Regions from separate parts of the Homo sapiens genome. Here regions 2 and 3 are each linked to region 1. A link is an interaction called in ENCODE POLR2A ChIA-PET data of the cell type or tissue named here. Cell type or tissue: CD4-positive, alpha-beta T cell. All regions are shown on one strand. Each heading gives the region's core, and the rest is flanking DNA. Links, peaks and the distances in the headings are about the cores only. Region 1 overlaps CLYBL (citramalyl-CoA lyase). Region 2 overlaps CLYBL-AS3 (CLYBL antisense RNA 3). Region 3 overlaps CLYBL (citramalyl-CoA lyase).

The links. ChIA-PET counts read pairs that join two places held together with the same protein. Peaks named below come from ENCODE experiments on the same cell type or tissue, not always from the same donor. Only the 100,000 strongest peaks of a DNase experiment are listed, where the experiment ranks them.
Region 2: POLR2A ChIA-PET joins it to region 1 with 6 read pairs; 3 of 35 experiments call an interaction of 5 or more read pairs at or near these places.
Region 3: POLR2A ChIA-PET joins it to region 1 with 5 read pairs; 3 of 35 experiments call an interaction of 5 or more read pairs at or near these places.

The regions. Positions count from the first base shown.
Region 1 is chr13:99,815,656-99,821,506 of GRCh38, reverse strand. All of the region lies in intron 2 of CLYBL (citramalyl-CoA lyase), which reads right to left. The region is part of intron 1 of CLYBL-AS3 (CLYBL antisense RNA 3); the gene reads left to right. Among named protein-coding and RNA genes, the nearest start is that of CLYBL-AS1, 90 kb to the right of the region's middle. RefSeq lists a silencer at 3,479-3,649. In CD4-positive, alpha-beta T cell, for the core only: no CTCF peak of the experiment used is centred there; a DNase peak (open chromatin) is centred at 3,276; H3K4me3 peaks cover 483 bases; H3K27ac peaks cover 1,110 bases.
Region 2 is chr13:99,893,106-99,898,956 of GRCh38, reverse strand. All of the region lies in intron 1 of CLYBL-AS3 (CLYBL antisense RNA 3), which reads left to right. It also overlaps a transcript of CLYBL not described here. Among named protein-coding and RNA genes, the nearest start is that of CLYBL-AS3, 61 kb to the left of the region's middle. RefSeq lists enhancers at 3,019-3,518, 3,519-4,020, 5,201-5,754, 5,755-5,851. In CD4-positive, alpha-beta T cell, for the core only: no CTCF peak of the experiment used is centred there; no DNase peak of the experiment used is centred there; H3K4me3 peaks cover 1,250 bases; H3K27me3 peaks cover 1,839 bases.
Region 3 is chr13:99,730,625-99,736,475 of GRCh38, reverse strand. All of the region lies in intron 1 of CLYBL (citramalyl-CoA lyase), which reads right to left. Among named protein-coding and RNA genes, the nearest start is that of CLYBL-AS1, 4.5 kb to the right of the region's middle. RefSeq lists an enhancer at 5,216-5,851. In CD4-positive, alpha-beta T cell, for the core only: no CTCF peak of the experiment used is centred there; no DNase peak of the experiment used is centred there.

The DNA.
Region 1 (5,851 bases), core at 299-5,298:
AGCAAAAAGCCTAATTTTCCATCAAAAGAAAAACAAAGAAAAGAAAATTAAGTGTATATTTATCCAATAACAGGAGCAATTTTTGATAAATTGTGACACATCTGTTCATTGGTGTAGTCACAGAATAATGTGAATTAAACCAACTAAATGCCAGGCACGGTTAGGTGCTGGGCATCCAAAGATGAGTACATTAAGTTCCTGATCTTATGATGCTCAAAGCCAAGTCGAGGATACCGATAAATATAGACATCCCTCAGTACCAAAAATCTAACCCATTCCTGAAAATGGTAAGTTTGGATAGTGGGAGCCTGTATTCCATTATTAGGAATAGGACCAAGATTACTGTGTTCCCAGCCCATCCGGAAACCCCAATCAATTCCCTCAAATAATATTAGAAAGCTTAATTGCTTCCACCAAGCAGTTTCTACATCACATAAAGTATTTCTACATCATATAAAGCATTTAAAACACAAATCACCTAATTATTTAACATGGAATGGGCACTCATTGCATTTTGTACACTATAAGATACTGTACAGTAGTAGACACAATTTATGTTTTCCTTCTCTGCCATATTAAACATGTATGGTAATGTACATAAACAATGAAACAACATGCTAAGGATCCTTCTTGGAAGACATTTTCACTTAATAACACAGGATGGACGCTCACGATAATGCACACATTTAAACAACACATGGTGCCATCCCGACCGGAGAACAGCTGAGCTCCTTCCGCTCCTCTAATCTGAGTTCACACGAAACCTAAATGTTTTTCCCAGCACACACATGCAAATTGTCAGAATTTTGATCCAGATGGTGAATTCTGGGTTAAATATTTCTGCAAATTGTTAGAGTGACTACTCCAACGGTGAGAATGTAGATGGTGCAATATTAATCTTGTCCTAAGATTGAGACTGTGAAGCAACATGACAATGATCCCTGCAGAGGGTTACAGGACCAAAGGAGAAAACAAAACTGTCTCAGACAAATACAGCTAGGTAGACATTCTTTGGGTGGGGGTGGGGAGTCGGGGGGAGGTAGGCAAACAGAGTATATGGAAGCAGTCCATTGATTGCTGGGCTGTTACTATGGTAAGTTTCTGAGTGATTGTTTCACTCTTGTTTGTGCAATAAAGACAAAAATTTTTAAATATGAGCATGTACAAAAACAATGGATGCAAATATAAGTGTGAGTGCACGGGAGTGCAGGACCCCCTCACTGCCCCCTAGACACTCCTCAGTGCCTGGGCGGACCGTGTGCAATGTTCACCTTAAAGCCCAGGTGCCTTGCCACCTGACAAGGCAAACTGCCCTTTGACCTCTGAGCTCATGCAGAAGTGTCAGCTCCCTCATCCTATGCTAAGAAACAGACACAGCAGCCTCCGCGAGACACAGCATAGATGGGACAACAGATGGAGAGGGCCCGACACTTGGGGAAAATCACCTGGGTGAGGTCTGCTTTAGGGAAGCTGGGATTCTCTGCAACCAGCAGCCACTGAGTGCAAATGTCCAACTTTATAGGTATAAATCCGTGATGGTTAATTTTATGTGTCAACTTGGCTGGGCTAAGGAATGCCCAGATCACTGGTAAAACATTCCTAGGTATACCTGTGAGGGTGTTTTTGGGAGACATTAGCATTCGAATCAATAGACTAAGTAAAAAAGATCTGCCCTCACCAAGGTGGGCAGGCATCATCCAATCTGTTGAGGGCTTAAATAGAATAAAAAGGTGAGTAGAATGCAAAGGACAAATTCTCGCTCTTCCTGAGTTGGGGCATCTATCTTTTCCTGACTTCAGAGCTCCTGGCTGCGGGGCCTTCAGATCTGGAGACTTACATATGTGGCCTCCCTGGTTCTCAGGCTTTTGGATTCAGATGAATCACACCACCTGCTTTTCTAGGTCTTCCGTTTGCAGACAGCAGATCGCAGAACTTTCCAGCCTCCCTAACCACGTTAGCCAATTCCCATAATAAATCCCCTCTTATATATCTATATATATCCTATTGGTTCTGTCCCCCAGACAACCCTGACAAATATTATATATATATATATATATATATATATATATATATATATATATATATATATAAATTTTTTCCCAGTGATAATACAAGTACTTTGCTCTGTATAGTAGGTGACTGAGGGTCTATTAATTTTTTTTTTGAGACAGGGTTTCACTGTCACCCAGACTGGAGTGCAGTGGCATAATCATAGTTAACTGTAGCCTCAAATTCCTGGGCTCCAGTGATCCTCCTGCCTCAGCCTCCCCAGAAGCTGGAACTACAGGCATGTGCTACCATACCTGGCTAATTTTTTAAAAAATTTTCTTTTGTAGAGATATTATGTTGACCAGGCTGGTTTCAAACTCCTGGCCTCAAGCGATTCTCCCGCCTCAGCCTCCCAAAGTGCTGGAATTACAGGTGTGAGCCACCACGCCTGGCCTATTAAATTTGTGTAATTTAAATTATACCTTGGAAACGTAAGGCACTCAATATATAAAAGTCCCCTTGTAGAGAATTTTTTTGTCTTGATAAGTTGGATTTTCTCAAAGCAGGATATAACAGCAACATCTCACACTTGTTTTAGACAATTACAGTGCATCAGCTTGATGGAATATTAAGCAGTCATTAACATTTATAATTATGAAGACTGTGGAGATGCGGAAAAATGCTTCTGGTGTGCTAAGTGAAAAAGAGCTAATGTAAAATTATATTTAAACTGTTACTGCAACTAAGTACAAACGCCCAGGGAAGGGCTGGAAAAGAACATGGAATAAGGAAAGCTTTTTTACACACACCACATTTCAATCTCAAGTGGATTAAGTGAAGCTTTGTAAAAAGCAAATCCTACATCACAGCTATAGAAACAGAAGAGGTTAAAATGACTTCGCAACACATTTCAGCTCCAGCAGTATGAGTTGTTGTAACAGAGAAACCCCACAATTAAAGAGGATTAGCATAATAGTAGTGCCTTTCCTGTTCATGTCGAATCTGATCAGTGGCAGTGTGGCAGTGTGTGTCCGTGTGTGTGTGTGTGTGTGTGTGTGTGTGTGTGTGTGTTTTCTGCTCCATGTGATCTTCAGGGGTCCTGGCTGCCAGTGGCTTTATCATCTTTAACCCGTAACTCCCACAGTCTTTCTCTATTAACAATCAACCCGAGGACGGAGAAAGAACACAGAGAGTGAAAAGTTTTGTGGGCAGGAGCTAGAAGTAGTAAACATCCTTTCTACTCACATGCTATCAGCCAAAGTGTAATCCTAAGGTGACAGATAACTGCAGAGGAGGGGTGGAAGTAGATCTGTGTGCCAGGAGGAAGAGGAAATGGGTTCTGGTAACCAGCTGACTGATCTCTGCCACATAAGTTCTCATATCTGATCAGAAATAGGGCAAGAATTGGAATCCAGGTCTTTCCTTTTTTTTTTCTCCCTTCCTCCTTCCCTCACTTCTTCCGTCACTTCTTCCCTCCCTCCCTTCCTTCCTTCCTTCTCTTCCTTCCTTCCTTTTGAGACAAGTTCTCACTCTGTCACCCAGGCTGAGTGCAGTGGTGTGATCACAGCTTACTGCAGCCTTGACCTCCCAGGCTCAAGCGATCCTCCTGCCTCAGACTCCCATGTAGCTAAGACTAGAGGTGTGTGCCACCACGCCCGACTAATTTTAAAATTTTTTTGTAGATATGGGGTTTCACCATGTTGCTGAGACTGGTCTTAAACTCCTGGGTTCAAGCAATCCTCCTGCCTTGGCCTCCCGAAGTGCTAGGATTATAGGCATGAGCCACCATGTCCTGCCCAGTGGTTTTTCTTTACTTTAGCTCAGTGCTTTTCTTTTTTCTTTTCTTTTTTTTTTTTTTTTTTTGAGACAGAGTCTCGCTCTGTTGCCCAGGCTGGAGTGCAGTGGCGCCGTCTCTGCTCACTGCAAGCTCTGCCTCCCGGGTTCACGCCATTCTCCTGCCTCAGCCTCCTGAGTAGCTGGGACTACAGGCACCTGCCACCACGCCCGGCTAAGTTTTTGTATTTTTAGTAGAGACGGGGTTTCGTGTTAGCCAGGATGGTCTCAATCTCCTGACCTCGTGATCCGCCCGCCTCGGCCTCCCAAAGTGCTGGGATTACAGGCGTGAGCCACTGCACCCGGCCAGTGCTTAAGTTTTCACATCTTCTCTCTCTTAATCACTTTCCCTCTCCTCCACTCTCCTCCCCTCTCCTTTCGTCTCCTCTCCTCTCGTCTCCTTTCCTCTCCTTTCTCTCTCTCTCATACACACATTAAAGCTAAAGATATATATGTTGAAATCTAAACAGGAGAGTTGTTCTACATCTAAGGACACCCAATTACAATCTAGTCTTCTTTTGAGGAAACACACTACGATCTCAATGAAAATCATTCCTGGGGAAAGAAAGTTAGCAGGGATAAAACCTGGTGATGGAACAAGAGAATCTGGCTAAGAGCTGAATCGGCTGAGAAAGAAGGAGTGAAAGCCTACATAATTACATGGCCTTCACTCACATTTCCGGGGTCATTCGCATCTTTGTCAGGCATTATCCCATGGTTGATGGGTAGCAGGAAGTAAAACCCTATCCGCAGCGCACGTTCAGGCTCCCCACCACTTCCATGAAGCCCCAGCCTGAAGGCACTAGAAAACAGTTGGCATATTTATCTTCTTGGGAGCCTTAGTCCATGTGGGCTTCTATAACAAAATACCATAGACTGGGTGGCTTATAAACAATAAAAATTTCTTTCTCACAGTTCTGGAGGCTGGGAAGTCCAAGATCAAGGCACTGGCAAATTCGGTGTTTGGTGAGGACTTGCTTCCTGGTTCATAGATGGAACTTTCTCACTGTGTCCACCCAGGGCCCAAGGGGCAAGGGAGCTCTGAGGAGCCTCTTTCATATGGGCGCTAGTCCAGTTCATGTGGGCTCCATCTCATGACCTAATCACTCCTCAAAGGCCCCACTTCCAAATACCATCACATTGAGGTTTCAACACATGAATTTGAGGGTGACACATACATTCAGGTCATAGCAGGGCCCATTTTACGAGGCTACTGCCTCATTCTTGGGGTTCTAAGACACTTGCTTGTTTTCAGAGCAATTTCACTGTGCTCCTGACCAGCAAAAGTAAGGGCACAGTCATTGAGAGCCAGTTTCAAGCAAAAACATCCTAAATAGCACATCAAAATATCATTTGGTGGTAAGCTTCAGCATCTTGGAAAACAGATATCTGTCCCAAGGTTGGCATTTTGATGTTAAATCTTCTCATTTGTTAAACAAATGAGTTCAAATCAGAACAAATGACCAAGTCTTATTGGTCTCTGGTGACTGTTGTTTATGCCAAATATAGAAGTTATAGCCAGAGCTTAGACTGGACAATGTGAAAAAGAAAATTGCTATTTCATATTTCTCTGTCCTCTGCCAAATCTAACCAGTGCAATGCCTTGAACATTTGGGCACTTGGTAAATACTAAGTTAGTCATTGCGAATATAATTACTATGTTAAGTTGTTTGACTGGAATTCAGAAACAATTGAAGTATGGATAACTGTACCTATACAAAATGCAGCCAGGCTGCTCTGCTGATAGATCTTTAACAAAAAATTTTAAAATTTTTAATTAAATTTTAGTTAATTATTATTATTTTTGAGACAGGCTCTCACTCCCCGTCACCCAGGCTGGAGTGCAGTGGCGCGATCTTGGCTCACTGCAACCTCTGCCTCTTGGGTTCAAGTGACTCTCCTGCTTCAGCCTCCAGAGTAGCTGAGATTACAGGTGCACACAATCATGCATGGCTAATTTTTGTATTTTTAGTAGAGACGAGGTTTCACCATGTTTGTCTTGAACTCCTGGCCTCAAGTGATCCGCCTG
Region 2 (5,851 bases), core at 852-5,851, 77 kb before region 1:
CAAGCTCATGCTGGGGATGAGAGGCGAGAGCAGGAGAGGGATCAGAGATGTGTGACAATGTTCAATATTCAAGGCATCCACACTATTTTTTGGGGACACACACATCTAAACAACCACTATAATGAAAGTCCAATCCGTGCAACAGAAGGACTAAGGGAAGAGCAGCAAGTTGTCTCTAGGGGAGCTGGGAGGATCTCTCAGGAGTGGCTTTCAAGCTGTGTCTTAAAGAATGCTTTGGCGTTTGTTGGGTGTCATAGAGAGGGAGGGTTACAGCTTGTGCAAAGGCTTCGGAAAAGATCAGTGTGGACAGTGGCCAGGGCCTCTTGAGAGAGCCATGCTGTCACTGATGTGGGTACACAGGGGCGGGGGCAGGCAGTAGCTGGAGCTCCCTTCTGCCAGCCTGGGAGAAGCTCCCGAGAGCCACCGCACGAATTCCAGGCCCTGGAAATTAGATGGGGAAAAATGGATGTGCCCTTGTCCTCATTTGGGGGTTTGGGTTATTAGCCAGCACAGTTCTCCCAGAAAATCGAAGCCAGAAGTTCATGTTGGTTTTTACGTTCTTCCTTTCACAGAACTCAAAAGACCATCCCCCTGCCCCTTTTTAACATTAAGCCAGATGCCTAGAGTATGGAGTCTTTGGAAGAAACTCTCTACCACAAAGCTCTCTAAAATGGAATGTTCATTTTTCTCTTGATTCTATTAGTGTGTCTGATTATGAAGGAAATTTGATTCTGTGTTTAAAAACAAAACAGAACCCAGCCAAACCAGCTATTTGGCGTTATGTAAACCAAAGAAATCCAGTTTCTTGTCACTGAATCTCTCCCCTTTAGCCAGCTATTTTATCATCATCACATAGCCAGTGTTCGGCCTCTCTTGTTTTTTGTAAGATGGAGTTTTCAGCGTATCAACTCCTTTATTTATGTAATGAAAGGAATCTCTAAAGTTCCTTCCAGGCCTGGGGCTCCAATCCCCAGGGAACCTGCCCAGTTTTCTTTCTTTCTTTCTTTCTTTTTTTTGAGACGGCATTTCGCCCTTGTTGCCCAGGCTGGAGTGCAGTGGCAGGATCTTGGGCAACCTCTGCCTCCCGGGTCAAGCGATTCTCCTGCCTCAGCCTTTCGGGTAGCTGGGATTACAAGCATGCGCCACCACACCCAGCTAATTTTTTGTATTTTTAGTAGAGACGGGGTTTCACCATGTTGGCCAGGCTGGTCTTGAACTCCTGACCTTAAGTGATCTGCCCACCTCAGCCTCCCAAAGTGCTGGGATTACAGGCGTAAGTCACTGCACCCGACCCAGTTTTCTATATGTTTACATGTTGCATGCAACGGTGAAAGAGAGAAAGTTTCACCGACAGAGGAGTCTCACACAGTTTTGGGATTCCTCCTCAGTCAATGGTAGGCACAGGTGAGTTGAGAGGCTGTCTTACACCCATCCTGGTGACAGCCAGCTTTGTCCTGTGACTTAGGTGCGGGTAGCTTGACTCTGGAAGTCTGGCCCCCTTCTATACCTTCCAGAATGGGTTTGTTCTCGAACAAGAGCTTGTATGGGAGAAAAGCACCTTAACTTGGCCAAATTCAGCCCTAATCTTGAGGACAGGTTTCCAGTTCCCTGCGTATGAGCAAAGGGGGAATGGGGCCAGGATGGAGTGTGTCTCTCTGCACGTTTGAAAGGCTGTGTACAAACAGAAGGCCTGGCCTCACTCCTCAGACCTCAGGCAGGCCTCTGACGGGTTGAGGACTGCAGCCTGGCATAGCTCCTGCCCACCAAAACCGGAGGGGAGAGGGAGATGAAAGATGGAAAAAGTGGCTGGTTTCAAAGCATATGGCCTGTAGTTTTTCAAACGTTTTTAATTCCTAATTCGCACCTCTCTTGTTATCATCACACACTGTAGTAGCCAATGGCACTTCTTTTTGCTTTGACACTTGACATTATTTTAGGCCTCTGCTCCTCCTTTGGCTTCCACAAGGGCATTCTAATTTCAAAAGAAAAGTTCATCTGGAATAAGTCCTGTGACTGGCCCCTCTGGCACCCAGTCGGGTTCAACAGGTGTCTGTTGAATGACTAAATGAATGAATGAAGCAAATCCCTTCAAAAAGTTCGGCGACATCTTTACTCTCAGCAAAATTTCCCCATTTCCTTCTTAAACTTGGGATTACCACTTAGAGTGGCCTCCAGGGATTCCCAAGGGAAATCGGCAAAGTTGATTTAACAGTTTTGCCAAAACTCATAACCAAAAAGCTACCATAAAGGGAATGTTCATTTTCCTCTTGATTCGAATACTGTGATTGAACAAAGTGGGCGATTCGACTGGAGGACTGAAAAGCAGGGGACCGGGATCGTCCCTGCGTCCCTCGGGCTCGCGGCCAGGCGGTGTGAGGCCGGGGCTTCGGTCAAGGAGACCACGACCAGGGAGCTGCACCGGGAGCCTGCGGGGCCCCTCGGGGCTAGTCGTTCCGCGTGGCTCGGGTGCGGATTCGGGGCTGCAGGGACCCCAGGGCCGGCGGGACCCCAGGGCGGGCGCAAGGGCCCTGCGCAGGTGTCCGGCCTGCGCGCAGGGTGCGCGGGGGTACTGGGGCCTGGGAGACCCGAGAGAGACGTTATTGTTACAGTGTAACGAGTCTGATTAACATGCTCCTGACACTTTCTCTTAGTTTCTCGGGCTCCTAGCAACAGCGCACAAAGGCGCGGGATTGTCCCGGGCTCCGCGGGGACACGGGGCCGCCTTTGATCTGCCACCATTACAGCCGGGCTGCGCGACAGGCGCGCGGGCTCCGGGCGGCCCGCGGCGGGCGGGCGAGCAGGGCCCACAGTCCAGGCCTCCTGGGCCGCCACACTCCTCCTGGCCCGGCCTCGGCCCCGGCTCCGCGCGCACCGGGGGCGCGGGCGACGAGGCCTCGGGGCTCCGCAGGGCTCGGCGTCTGCGGCCACCGCGTGTACCCCGCGCTCCTCCTGCCCGCGGGGCCGCCCACCCCGGCTCGCGGTGCCCTTCCGTCGGAAGAAGCAAAAGTCAAACCCAGCCGGTCACTTACAGTGGAAAAAAATAAAAATCATTTAAAAGGAAGGGCATGAATGACAAAGAAGTCCCCAAATGATTTTGGCAAAACAAAACGAACTCGCCCCGCAGGTTGCAGCGCGCTTGGCGGAAACGGGGTTCGAGTGGCCGCCGCCGCCCGGGCGCTAACGACGGCTTCGGCCCCTTCCTGCAAGTCGCTCTTTACGTCGTGGGCAATTCTTACTGACTCGGAAGGCGATATGCTGCCAAATAACAACTGGAATTTAAACAAACGAACACCACCCCCTCCAAAACCAGCCCGCGCAGAGCTGCCGGGTCCCAAGCGCGGGCTCGCCCGCGGGGTCTGGGAAAGTCACTGATCCTCCGTGGGGACCGCGCTCAGGTACGCCGCTCCGCCCGCGGGAAAGACAGCGCGGAAAGAAAGGCGAAGACTTTCACGCTGAAATGCTGGGGTCTGGTCCTGCCTCCCGCCTCCCCGCGAAGACGAGCTGGGAAGCCTGGCAGCGGCTCCGCGGGTCACACCCGACCCTCGGCCGCGTCCACGAGCTCGGGGCCTGCGGGCCGTCTCAGAACCTGTTTTGTGCAATTAATTCATTGCTTTTCTAGTACTAGAGGAAAGAAATAAAACACAGAAGATTCAGTTTTCCAAGGTAAACCGAAATCATAAAAGCGGAAGGTCCTTCCAATTAAAACAAACCCGTATTTTTTTTCTCCTCGTGGCATCATCAGAAAATTACAATGTCCCCAATGAAGAAAGTCAGTTTCCCGAACTCCCGCAAAACGACCGGGTGCAAAAGTGTGAATGATAATAATATGTCTATTTTAGAGACGGGGGAAAACGACATGGTTTGTTCTATCTGCCCAGCGAAATATGCCACGGAAGGAGTTACTTTCAAATTCAAATCGGAGGCGGTGAAGTCTTCATCCCGCAGGACTGTTTTCCCAGCCGTCCCTGGAGGAGAGGAGGGGAGGGCGGCCGGGAGGACTAACACTGGGACATCAGACGGGAACGCTCCCGGATGCCGAGAAACTTCCTAACTTGTGCTCACAGACACTGCCTGACTCTGACTGGAGTTCCCTTCACCATTTCAATAAAACATGACTGTATTGATATAATCCTCTATACATTAAAATGAGGTTGTCACAGATTGTCATTAAGACCTCAGTAAAACAATGAAGACATTATTGGGCACCCCCCCCCCCCCCCGCCTCAGGCAAGGTATTAGGGGAATAAAGCAATCTACACCACACGGGTCCTATTGAGATTAATGAAAAAATTATGCAAAAAAAAAAAATCTCAATTTCATTTTCCCGTGACGGGGCTTTGCATACATACAGTCAGTCTTGCCTTGCACCTGATGATTTATTAAACTAATCTACAGTGATCACCACTGATGTTCCCAACTCAGTCTTGTCCCGGCTCATTTTCTAAGTAATTGTTTCTCATTAGTTCTGATAATGTTTTAATAGTGTTACCCATAATTTAGACCCCAAGAATTAATAACGGGGGTGATATGGCTAAGCGGCTTGTGATGAGCTACACAAAACATAAACAGGTATGGTTTCTAATGAATCAGATTAGCTGCAAGGTCCTCTTCCTGTCACCCACGCCTGGCTCAGGAGTCGGGCAGCTCTCACTTCCCCGTGTCGGGGGTGCCCAGTGAGCCCAGTGGAGATCACACACCCACCCTTGACTGCTCTCCCACCTTTCCCAGGGTACCTGGGCCCACCCATGGCACCACAGAGACGCGGGTGGGGAAAGAGGGGGAATACCCTTTGCCTTCCAGCATCTTCTTCCTAGAGTTTTGTTCTTCAAGGACTAAGGCACCATGGGTTTCTGATCAGGACTGAACTCTCTTCTGGGACCCTCGTCGTTTGGGTCTCTGTTCAGGGAATGGGACTTTGGTCCAGATTTGTGGCTCTCATAGGTCTTAGTCTCATGATCCTACCCTAATAGGGACCATGGGTTATGAGGAAGATAATGAACTGGACATTTGGGGAGACTGAAACAAGGTGGTTTTGTTTGAACAAAGCAGTTTGGGATGAGGGCAGTGGCGTGGCGAGCAGTCCAATGTGGTTGGGACCTAGGAACCCGTGGCCTGGGAGTGGCCAGCAGCGGGAGGCCTAGCCGGTCCGGCCTCCGCACCACCCAGGGGCCTTGCGGAGGGGCCTGCTTTTCCCCAGGTCTGTAGGGCTCCTTGGCTGGGGACAGGAGGCTCCCAGTGAGGCCTTGAGGAGGCCCCTCTGTGTGGGGCTGGCTGGCTGGCTGCCTGTGGGGCTGGGGTGGAGACTAGAACGCAAGCCCTTCATCCCCTCAAGCCAAGGGCTTCTTTGGATTAGGCTGGAGGATGGGAAGGTTAGTTAGATTGGGGTGAGGGCTGCCCATAGGAAGGACAAGGTGAGGTTTATTTTCTTCTTTTGCTTAGGGCCAGCTCTGCCTCCACTGCTTCTAACACCCTCAGCGGGTGCGTATGGCAGGGGCAGAGTGAGAGAGGCCTTCTTTTGCCTTCCCACTGCCAAGCCATCCTCCCATCCCTCTGTGTTCTGAGCAGAGGGGCAGACTGGGGGTGCACAGCGTGGTCCTGGGTTACCTGGTGTGCACCTGACTCCAGGAGTCCCATCCTTGGTGGGTCCTAGCTGCAACAATGGGTGCTCCTCTGGGAACTGCTGCTGCTGCCCCGTCTGGGGTCTGGAAGCAGTGTGGCTAGAGGCCATTCGGCTCTGAAGTTGGCGAGATGCCATCTTCCTCCTTCCGGCCTCTGAGTGAGGATGGGGCTAGCTCCCACCTTCCTTTCTGGCCGCTCTGGGGCAGCCCAGCGTGGCCAGTGTGGAGGGTGG
Region 3 (5,851 bases), core at 537-5,536, 85 kb after region 1:
GCAGTTTGTTACAGATGGTTAGCAAAACACTGACCTCCATTATCCTAAAATTTTCTGAACCAAAAAAAAAACCTCATCTTTTGCTCTCCAATGAGATTTACTTATACTTTAAAATTTTATCTTAGAAATATATAGGATGGCCGGGTGCGGTGGCTCATACTGTAATCCCCACACTTTGGGAGGCTGAGGCGGCCACATCACCCAGGAGTTTGAGACCACCCTGGCCAACATGGTGAAACCCCATCTCTACTAAAAATACAAAAATTAGCTGGGCGTGGTGGCGGGTGCCTGTAATCCCAACTGCTTAGGAGGCTGAGGCAGGAGAATCGCTTGAACTCGGGAGGCAGAGGTTGCAGTGAGCCAAGATTGCGCTACTGCACTCCAGCCTGGATGACAGAGCGAGATTCCAGCTCAAAAAAAAAAAAAAAAAAAAAAAAGAAAAGAAACGTATAGGATATAGTAATTCTGTTTCAAACAAACAATGGTCTTCCTTTAAGAAGACCCTTCCTTTAAAATCAGAATTGTGTTGAAAAGAGATATAGGACTATATTTTGTATTAACTGAAATCGATGAGAAGCATGATTTAGGTATCTACAGTGTATTAGGGATACTGTATCTGTCTAAGATACAGTATGCTAAGATAAAGGTACCAAGTCTTGTGCAAACAAACATATTCTCAATGGTAGATTTTTTTCTCTTTAACATTTATTAAATCCCTTATTTACATTATCTCACTTAATCCTTTGGACAGTCCTTTGAAGTAGGTACTATTATTGCTGCCTGTTTTATATATGGAAACACAGGTTTATTTTATTTTGCAATCTAAATTTTTTAAACAAGCTGCTATTGACAATATTATACCACATTTCACAACTGTACAATTAATATCAGTTTTCTCAGGGCACTGCACTGCACAAGCCAGAGCCTATTAACTCACATTCACATTAACCAGAGAAACTTCACTCTTAAAAAAAAAAAAATGCTGGGTGTGGTGGCTCACACCTATAATCCCAGCACTTTGGGAGGCTGAGGTGGGAGGATTACTTGAGTCCAGGAGTTCAAGACCAGCCTGGGTAATATAGCAAAGATCTCATCTCTACAAAAAAATTTAAAAATTAGCTGGGTGCAATGGTGCCCGCCTGTGGTCCTAACTGCTCAGGAGGCTGAGGCGGGAGGATGGCTTGAGCCCAGGAGTTTGAGTCTGCAGTGAGCTATGATCACACCACTGCACTTCAGTTTAGGTGACACAGCGAGACTCTGCCTCTAAAAACAAACAAGCAAACAAACAACAACAACAAAAAGCTAAAACAGAGATTCAGGCAAAGACAAAGAATGATAGTGAGAATATCTTTTTTTCCCTTCAAAATCATCTCTATTTGTGACAGCTTAGAGCAGCACTCAGCAAACTTCTGACTGAAAGGGCCAGATAGTAAATACTGCAGACTTTGCGGGCTGAGAGACAAATGGGAAGATGTTATATATGCGCTGGTATAGCAAGTGAGAACACAAATTTCCACAAATTTTTTTACTGGTGAAATTCAAAATAAAACTGGGTAGATTTTATAGTAATATAGTTCTACTATATTTTATAGTAGACTTCTATAGTAATATAGTTCTACTTGTGAGAAGAACGGAAATCTTTTGGGGGGAACAGCATTTTGCTTAACTGGGGTTCAAAGGTAATGTTCCCTATCATCGAATCATTCATCTGGAAGACTCATTCTTAGGTAGAAGGCTGTACAAAAATGGGCAGTACATGGGATTTGGTTCATGGCCCCTGCGTTAGAATATATGTCTATGGGTGTAGCCATGGACAAATAAATGTATAGGTCCTGATCTAAGTTACAGGGCAAAATGGTTAGGACTGAAGGCCTCGACTATCAAATCCCAGCCCCGTGTATGGGCCCTGGTTATTATTCAGAGATATCAGTAAGTAGAAAGATTTCAGGGCTCCCTAACTTGGGAGGTTTGAAGTCATTGCCACGCCTACTAGTTTGCACTAAAGGAAAGTCAGTTTGGTATGAATTACAATGGCCAACGTTACATTCTCCTCCGTTTTGTTTTTTTTTTTTAATCTCAATTTCTCTTACTTTTCTTATTCCCCCTATGCTGATGCCAATCAGTTTCTTTTGGGAAAGTTTTAACAGATCGGTTTTATGTTTTGAAGTACAGCAAGTATTTCATCCTCTCTTTAAAATACAAAACCCAGAAACCCAGGCTTTTGAGGGCTCTCTGCTCTTTGTGTGATCACAGGGGAGGGGAAGAGAGGGGAATGAGGTGAGGAGGGAGGTTATTGGCTCACAAAAGTCCAGACAGTATTTGACTAAAAAAATGCAGAGCAGGGGAGCAGGGCAGAAGAAATGAATCAGAAATCCCACTAACAGAGAAGGGTTATTTTTCTTCTAAAAGATTAAGGATCATAGGTTTTCGTGCTTACTCAGATGGAACAAGAAAAGATTTTAACCTCTGCCTCATTCAGTTTGGGTCTGAACAAAATAAAAGTCGAGCACATTCAAAACATCCATTAGAACTTTCTTCTTTCCTTAAGATGGTGAGACAACATCTGGTGAAAGATTTGGGGTTACGCTGCAGTCACTAACAGTCATGGGACAGAAAAGCTGAAAGCCCACCAAAAAACAGACAGGGAGATGGAAGCTGCACTGCTCCCCACCTTTCACATGGACAGATATTCTAGGTGAAGCGTCCTTGCCATTGTGAATTAAACTCCAGTTTAGCATCAAGCAGGACACATTAATTCCAGTTGTTCAGAAGGAACAGAGACGTGCGCATGGCTATTTTATAAGTGTCCAGAGGAGCATGGGCTGTTTCTTCTGAGGGAAGGAACCATATTTTCCAAATTAGTCCAAGGGGTAGTCGATGGGCGGAATGCCCATTTATCTACTTCGATAATGACCTGGTGTTCCTGATGACTAATAATGCCTTCAGGAAGTAGTTAAACACCACTATGTTGTATACTGGTGGTGCACAAGATAAAAAGCAAGGGAAATAGGCAAATGAGGAGAAAAAGGAAGTTCAGGCAATAATTTTGACAATAAAATGGAAAAAGTTTTAAGCATTCAAATTACGACGGGTTCATTCCAGCCTTACCAGCCCTCTCTGTCTACAGGGACAATTTTGGACAAGTCTGTTAATTTCCCTGGTAGAGTCAATTTCCTAGTAATTACAGTTTGTTTTTTTTTTTAAGTTCTGTTCTCTACTCATCTCTACTATATCTTACATTATTGGGATTATGAGATCTTAAAAGTTAATATAAATCTCTGATCACATTAACAAGACTGAACAGGGAGTAATCTTTGAGGAGGAAAAACAAAGACAAATAACTGATTTCAAGAGCCATGATTTTAGGAATTACTTTTTCTGCTGACTCCTGCACTATACTTGACACATAACAGATGCGAATTAAATATATACATGAATAAATAAATGCAAAAGCCAATTACCTTCAAATTAGCTTCATACAAATTCCCTTTCCTTAATCATACAGTATCATTAATAATTATTTGTAAAGCATTTTAAAAATTAGAAAAACAAGTAGAATTACCTATTTACTATTTACCTACAAACCAATGTGCTTCTGTTAATCATTCAAATGAAAAACACTGACACAGAAGTTTCAAAGAAAGCGGATGTATTTTTAAATATCTTTGGGTCAAGTGTAAAGTTATCCTGTCGAGACTGATGGGCAGGGAAAAGGTAATGAATGCCTCTTGTATTACAGCACAGTATTTTCATATTTTCATATCTTATTTTCATATCTTAACTCAATTTTTAAGCTGTCAAGATATTTGTAACACCTTGAGTTAATAGGTATGTTCCCTGAGATCAGAAACTGGCTACAGGTTTTAAAACTCATTTAAAATAGCAAAATTATAAAATAATGACCCATTATCACAATCCCCCTATCCACACAGCTTAAGATACACAGGAAACTGATTTCTCTCCGAAACCAAAGAAAGAAAAAACACCTTTAAAATAGGCCAGGCACAGTGGCTCACACCTGTAAGTGGCTAAGGAGGGAGGATTGCCTGAGCCTAGGAGTTTGAGACCAGCCTGGGCATCATGCTGAGACCCCATCTCTACGAAATATACAAAACTTAGCCGGGTGTGGTGGGATGTGCCTGTGGTCCCAGCTACTTGTTGGTGGGGGACGCTGAGGTGGAAGACTGATGGCTTGGGCCCGGGGAGGTTGAGGCTGCAGTGAATCGTGTTTGTGCCACTGCACTCCAGTATAGGTGACAAGGTGACAAGGTAAGACCCTGTCTCAAAAAAAAAAAAAAAAAAAAAACTGCCATATAATGCTGAAATTTCTAAAATAATTTGGTGTGGAAAATCACTAGTCTTTAAAGAACATAATGCATCCAGAAAAAAGAAACAGTAAGAAAGAAGGGAAAAAGAAAAAACAAACATAGCCCCAAGGAAAACAAAGCCCCAGCAGAATGTGCTGCAGCCATCCCAAGCCCCTGGTACCGTTCGTGCAGGGATGCCTGTATGCCCTGTGCTCCAAAGTATGTCACCACATCAGCCTCCAGGGGAGAAGCAATTAAAGGACAGTTCTCACTGCAGAACTGAAGCCCAGTTCCTGAGATACGAAAGCTAAGTGAAACCATTCTGGTGTGGAGTATGTTATTCAGTTTACTTCTTGGCTAGAAACAAAGAGGTTAAAATTGAGAACACAGGATTCTTCACATCAGGAGATGTCCGAGGCCCTTCCTTCCTCCCTCCCCATCCAGGGGTCCACTGTCCATGTGGCCCCAGCACGTCCGTGAGAGCCATCCTGCTAACACCTATCTACCCTCCGCCTCTGTCTACTCTGACTTTGAAACTAATGTATGGCCTTCTTTATCATCTAGCACAGCTTAAACAGTGGCCAATGTCTCTGTTCTGCTGGTGAAACCATCAGTAAGTTTTATTTCAATGCTTTGAGGCATTCTTTGGCCTTTTTTTTTTTTTTAATATAAGCAGCTGCAGTCTTTTATTTATTTTTGTAGAGACAGAGTCTTGCTATGTTACTTAGGCTGATCTCAAACTCCTGGCCTCAAGTAATCCTCCCACCATGGCCTCCCAAAGTGCTGGGATTACAGGTATGAGCCCCTGGGCTCAGCCGCTTTTTTTTTTTTTTCTTAAAGCAGGCTAAGATAGACATATATTCTGCAACTAGACTTTGTGCTTTAGTAAAGAAACAAAAGTAATTTCAACTTTTAAAGAAGGCTTTGCTACTTCAATTTTGACCATACAACTTTTCTGTCCATGTTTATTTTTCTTTATACAGTGCAATCTGCCGAAATCTGGTCTATATTAACAAAGTACAACAAAACCAGGACCCCTCCTCTCCTCTCCAAGCCCCCGCCTTTTTTTTTTTTTTTTTTTTTTTTGAAACAGAGTCTCACTCTGTCACCCAGGCTGGAGCGCAGTGGCACGATCTCGGCTCACAGCAACCTCAGCCCCCGGGGCTCAAGTGATTCTCCTGCCTCAGCCTCCTGAGTTGCTGGGACTACAGGCATCTGCCACCACGCCCAGCTAATTTTTGTATTTTTAGTAGAGAAGGGGTTTCACCATGTTGTCCAGGCTGGTCTCAAACTCCTGACCTCAGGTGATCCACCTGCCTCGGCCTCCCAAAGTGCTAGGATTACAGGCGTGAGCCACCGTGCCTGGCCCAAGCCCCTACTCTTTAGGGGAAAGAATGGGGAGGCCGTTCCGTGTGTTTAGCAGGATGGTCGGCACTGCCTCTGGGGCTCCCTCCCTGGTCCTGTGTCCATGCTCCTCCCGCCAAGACTCCAGGCGTGGTCCCCTCTGGCCTTCAGCTCCTGTCTATCATCTTGGGCGGCTCTGC